2 separate regions of the Homo sapiens genome follow, and region 1 is linked to region 2. A link is a contact called in ENCODE Hi-C or POLR2A ChIA-PET data. All regions are on one chromosome and are shown on one strand. Each heading gives the region's core, a stretch centred on a gene start or an enhancer-like site at or near the end of the contact. The rest is flanking DNA. Distances are from core to core; before and after follow the strand shown. Region 1 overlaps STK4 (serine/threonine kinase 4). Region 2 overlaps STK4 (serine/threonine kinase 4).

Region 1 (2,700 bases), core at 16-2,515, 63 kb after region 2:
AAACACTTCTGGTCCCAGGCATCTTGGATAAGGGATACTAAACCTGTAATGCACGTAAAGCACCTTTAGGACAATGGTCCTTACTGCTGGCCTGCAATAAGCACTTAATAAATGTTATTATTTTCTTCTTTTTTGGTGTTGGTTTGCTCTTCTATAATGTTACAATGCTATTTTGTTAACCTTCTAGTTGTAAAAACACACTCATTATAGAAAGTTTAGAGACTGAAGAAAAGCTTAAAGAAGAAAATGTCTCTTACAACTCTTCCACCCCCCCCAGCAATAATAATTACATTTTAACATTTCCTTCCAGTTTTTTAATACTTAGATATTATTTTACACAGCTGAGATCATTCTGCATGCATAATAAATCTTGATTTTTTTTCACTTAACATATCTTAAACATTTTCTCATATCATTAAAAACACTTGTGAAATCATTTTTAAGGGTCACATAGTAGCCCATCACATTACATTCTTTTGATTGATTTAATCATCCTCTTTTTACTTGGCATTTAACATTTGGGGCTTTTTTGGTTGGAGTTGGGTTGTTTTCAGGTCGTTCTAATATATTAAGCCAGGCTTTTTTCTTGTCAACAGGAGGTTTGGGGATTGAGTCTTTGTGATTGTTTTTATTGTTGCATTTTTTTGCCTGTTGAGTGTGTGAATTAAGCTGGGGTTTTAACCATCAGCACCTGCGCTCTCAGACTCTTGCCACCACCTTTCTGGACAATCTCCATGCTCTGCTTTTTAAACTTTTTCTGATGAGTTTCTTTTCTTCTGTGCTAGAAGAAAGATGAATGGAGACTATGTTTGGTGTTTAGGTTTCTGACCCGGCAGTGCCATGTGAATGCCCAGTAGCTAGCCAAGGTCAACAGCACTGCCTGTTAATGGCTTTTTACTGAAGTAGTCCTGTCGAGCAGTTTCTGGTGAGAAGACTATCCTAAATTGTTCTTGACAGGGTACACTATTTTTGTTTCAACTTCTTATTTTTCCTGTAAAGCTTGGTTTAAAGTATGTTGAGACTGAATTTATTTGTGCTTTGGAATATAATGAGATTTTGTGCTCTTTTCTTTCAGAAAACTAGCCAAGAACAGCAGTCTGGAAAAGACATATGTATCCAAAATTGCCAGGGAAACCTGCTGTGTAGATACGCTTTCTGAGAAACCACATGGTAAATGAATGTCATCTTTGTCTCAGAACCACAGTAGCCTGGTTCTGCTGGTGGATCGTGCTAGCTGATTTGAGCTGGGTTTTTAACTCAGTTATTGAAATGGCTTTGAGAGCAGGACTTAAATGCCTGCGGTTTTTGACCTCAAGAGGTTGCTTAAAACAGTATCAGCCTGTGTGAGCCTGAGACTGTTTTTCATTTCCTTTGTTTGGTTCGGAGACTGCTTGATCCATGGCTGCTTGGCAGGCTTCTTCTTTAGCGTTCATTCTTGTGGCCATTTATTCTCTGATATTAAACTACAGGATAATTTTAATCTCAACTACATGGTGAGAAAAAGAGCTGAGTCCAGACTGGCTCAGAAATGGAGCCTAAGAACTGCAATAAGTATCCTAGCACCTTAGGCCCTAGGAAGGACTGTTCCATAGTTAACTTCTGTGTGGCTTCACTGTAAGCACAGGTGACAGATGGGCATGTCTTGAATTCCTAGAAGCCATTGTCTCTCTCAATCATCTGTTCCAACACTGTATCAGAGAATGATAAACTTTCAGAATTGAAAAGGGTCTTAAAGGACATATTTTCCAGCTCTTGCTATATTTCCAACAAGAGGCATCATCTCACATTTGCTTGACTACCTGCAGTCATTTCTGAGAAGAGGGAATTCCACAAGTTGGAAGTAGTTCAAATCATTGCTCAAAGCTGTGTGTAAAGATAGTAGTTTTTTTTTGTTTTTTGTTTTTTTTTTCAGCCAAAATTTGTCCCCAGGGAACCTCTATCCATGAAATTTTGATTACTTCTCACAGGAACTTTAGCAAAAGTTAGTTGGGATTGTCTGGATTTTCCGTTTTGCAGATAGAGAAAGCCACCATCTCTTTCCCCTAACTACTTAGTACTATGGTAACTTGGGTTTAGGAAAATTTGCCAGTTCATTGTTACCAAGGCAAGTGACTAAATCGTGGGTTCTCTGTATGCTAATGCTGCCCCGCATATAGGCTTTACTGCTGTCCGTGCTTCATTCTCTCTCTGTTTAGCTGAGAAAATGAGTGTGAAAGCACTTAGCCAATAGTAGTAGATGTTGGGTGACATTTCATTAAAAGTGCAGACTCCTGGCCAGGTGCGGGGCTCACATCTGTAATCCTAGCACTTTGAGAGGCCAAAGCGGGAGGATCCCTCGAGCCCAGGAGTTTGAGACCAGCCTGACCAATGTAGCTAGACCTTGTCTCTACAAAAAATTAAAAAATTAGCCAGGCATGGTGGTGCCCACCTGTAGTCCTGCTACTCAAGAGGCTGAGGCAGGAGGATCACTTGAACCCGGAGTTTGAGGCTGCAGTAAGCTATGATTGCACCACTGCACTCTAGCCTGGGCAACAGTGGGACACCCTATCTTTTTTTTTTTTTTTTTTCAAAAAAAAAAAAAAAGGAAAAAGTACAGACCCCAGAGTCAGACAGAACCTGATTCAATTTTGATTTCAACCACTTGCGGGCTGTGTTAACCTCAATGGATTATATAATTCTTCAAACCTCAAATTCCCCATC
Region 2 (2,700 bases), core at 70-2,569:
TCGGGTATCTTTGGGAAAATGTCTATTTAAATCTTTTGCCCATTTTTAATTGGGTTATTTACCTTGTTATTGTTGAATTAAGAGTTCTTTATATATTTTAGATATAAGTCTCTTATGTACATGATTTGCAAATATTTTCTCTCATTCTGTGGGTTGTCTTGAAGGTGTCCTTTGAAATACAAAATTTTTAAATTTTGGTCGTGTCCAGTTTCTTTTTTCTTTTGTTGCTTGTGCTTCTGGTGTCACATCTAAGAAATCATTAGCTAATGCAGGGTCATGGAGATTTACTCCTATGATTTCTTTGAAGTGTTTAATGGTTCTAGCTCTTATGTTTAGATCTGTAATCTGTTTTGAGTTAGTTTTCATGGTGTGAGATAGGCATCCAATTTCATTCTTTTATATGTTGATATGTAGTTGTTCCAACATTTGTTGAAAAGACTGTTTTTTCTTTGTTGAAATGTATGAGTTTATTTCTATGCCTTCAATTCTATTCCATTGACCTATATGTCTGTCCTTGCACCAGTTCTGTGCTGTCTTGATTACTGTAAGTTTGAAGTAATTTTTGAAGTTGGTTAAGTGTGAGTGTTCCAACTTTGTCCTTCTATTTCAAGATTGTTTTGGCTATTCTGGGTCCCTTGTATTTCCACATAAATTTTAGGATCAGCTTGTCAATTTCTGCAGAAAAGGCCGTTGGGATTTTGGTAGACATTATTTTGAATCGTAAATCAGCTTGAAAATACTGCCATTTTGGCAATATTGTCTTCCGATCTATGAATATAAGCTGTCTTTCCATTTATTTAGATTTTCTTTAATTCTTTTAGCAATGTTTTATAATTTGCAGTGTACAAGTTTTGCATGTATTTGGTTAAATTCATTCCTAAGTAGTTTGTACTTTTTGATACTATTTTAAATGGATTTGCCTTATTTTCAGATTGTTCATTGCTAGTGTAACATACAATTGATTTTTGTATATTATCTTGTGTCCTGGCACCTTGCTGGACTTTTTTTTTTTTAAATTAACTGTGAACATGTATGTTGTTTTGTTAAAAAAAATGAGATTTTTTTTCCTTCACTAAAATAAACTGAAACTGTAGTACAAGATGATCTGACTTGGCTGTTTGGTTGTGAAACCTCCAGTACTACTAAGTTTAGGCCCCTCTCCGGTCTCTTGTCTAGAGGCTGTAGGCCTTGTTGGCAGCTTTCTGGGAAGTGGTGGTGGTGGTGGCAGTGGGGATTGTTAACATGTTAATGCTCATTTAATGTTCCTGATTCACAACACCACCCACACTCTCTATAGTCTAGAGATCCTCGGTTTCACTCCCCAGAGAGTACACCTCCAGTCTAATGCCAGGGTGGGGCGAGGGAAGCCCACTAGTTGCTTGATGGGAGAGGAAGGTTTAGGGTGCTTAGCTGCTTCTTAACTCTTTCAACCCAGGCTTCCTATTTGGATGTCCGTTTTCACCCCTCTTTTCTCTGCCTGATGCCACCAATTTCTAAGTCTTTTGGAGGGGTTGGTGTTAAAATCAGGTTGTTTCCTAGTTTTCCTGGCGACTGACTGAGGATTCCATCTGATAGTCTGTTCAGTTAGTTACTATTGGGCCATCTGCTCTCCAGCTTTTAAAATTCTGTGGCTGTAGTTATTTTCCCCTTTGTTTTTTTATTCTTGTAGATTTATTCTTAAAAAACAATCCTTTTAGTATCTTTTTGAGTGAGTTTTGAGAGATAGTGAAAGTAAAATGTATTTGCTCAAGCTGTCATCTTTACCCAAGACTCTGTAATATTATTTCTGGTGGCAACATGGGTATTTCATTGTATGGATATAGCATGATTTATTTAACTCTTTCCCTACAGTTGGATGTTGGGTGCCCATTAAGGTTGCTTAGAGTTTTCCCACCACTATAAACATAAACTCTGTGATTAACATTCTTGCAACTAAATTTTTCAGCATTTCCTTGAGTAAATCCTTAGGATAATTTATTTACATTGGAATCTAGGTCAGAAAATATGTGAATGTATATTGGCAAAGTGCTTTTGATGCATAGTGCTGAATTTCTTCTAGAAGTGAACAGTTTCAGTTTCCAACTTCAGTATATAAATGTGCTCTTTTCCCCTCATATTTGCTAATGCTGAATGGGCAGCAACTTGTATCTTCCCTGCTATTTCTCAAAGCAGTTGACATATTTTTGCATTTAATTATTGGCCATTTATAAAAATTCGTTTGTAAATGTTCATTTTTGTGTCAGTTTTCCTAATTGAATGTTGTACTTTTTTTTTTTGTTTTTGGGAGACAGGGTCTTGCTCTGTCACCCAGCCTGGAGTGCAGTGGCACAATCACGGCTCACTGCAGCCTCAACCACCAGGCTTAGGTGATACCCCCACTTTTGGCCTCTTGGGTAGCTGGGACTACAGACGCACACCACCACCCCCAGCTAATTTTTAGTAGTTTTTGTAGAGACATAGTTTCACCATGTTGACCAGGCTGGTCTCAAACTCCTGAGCTCAAGCAATCTGCCCCCCTTGGCGTGCCAAAGTGCTGGGATTACAGGTTTGAGCCATTGTGCCTGGCTGAGTGTTGCATCTTTTAAATAAATCTTATTAAAAAAGATAAACTAAAAAAATTTATGTTAAAATTGTTACTCCTATTTTGTATATGCTGAAATATCTTCTAGTTTACTAGTTGTCTTTTAATTTTGATTATGG

The links. Hi-C counts contacts between places; a loop is a spot of excess contacts on that map. ChIA-PET counts read pairs that join two places held with the same protein, here RNA polymerase II (POLR2A). Pooled maps may share reads with other maps.
Region 1: a loop to region 2 is called in a map with no recorded cell type, with 2.2 times the contacts of the local background. The contact joins two enhancer-like sites. A Hi-C loop is called at or near these places in 2 of 168 maps with a recorded cell type or tissue (CD8-positive, alpha-beta T cell and endothelial cell of umbilical vein), 1 of 37 single-sample maps with no recorded cell type and 1 of 50 pooled maps. POLR2A ChIA-PET finds 5 or more read pairs at or near these places in 10 of 52 experiments (CD8-positive, alpha-beta T cell, GM12878, IMR-90 and 7 more).

The regions. Positions count from the first base shown.
Region 1 is chr20:45,052,011-45,054,710 of GRCh38, forward strand. All of the region lies in intron 10 of STK4 (serine/threonine kinase 4), which reads left to right. Among named protein-coding and RNA genes, the nearest start is that of KCNS1, 48 kb to the right of the region's middle. Within about 2 kb of position 1,266, at least 7 of the 41 ENCODE cell types and tissues checked have a DNase peak (open chromatin) inside an H3K27ac peak, as active enhancers do; they include CD8-positive, alpha-beta T cell, where a contact is called at or near this core.
Region 2 is chr20:44,989,397-44,992,096 of GRCh38, forward strand. The region is part of intron 5 of STK4 (serine/threonine kinase 4); the gene reads left to right. Among named protein-coding and RNA genes, the nearest start is that of STK4, 24 kb to the left of the region's middle. Within about 2 kb of position 1,320, at least 7 of the 41 ENCODE cell types and tissues checked have a DNase peak (open chromatin) inside an H3K27ac peak, as active enhancers do; they include CD8-positive, alpha-beta T cell, where a contact is called at or near this core.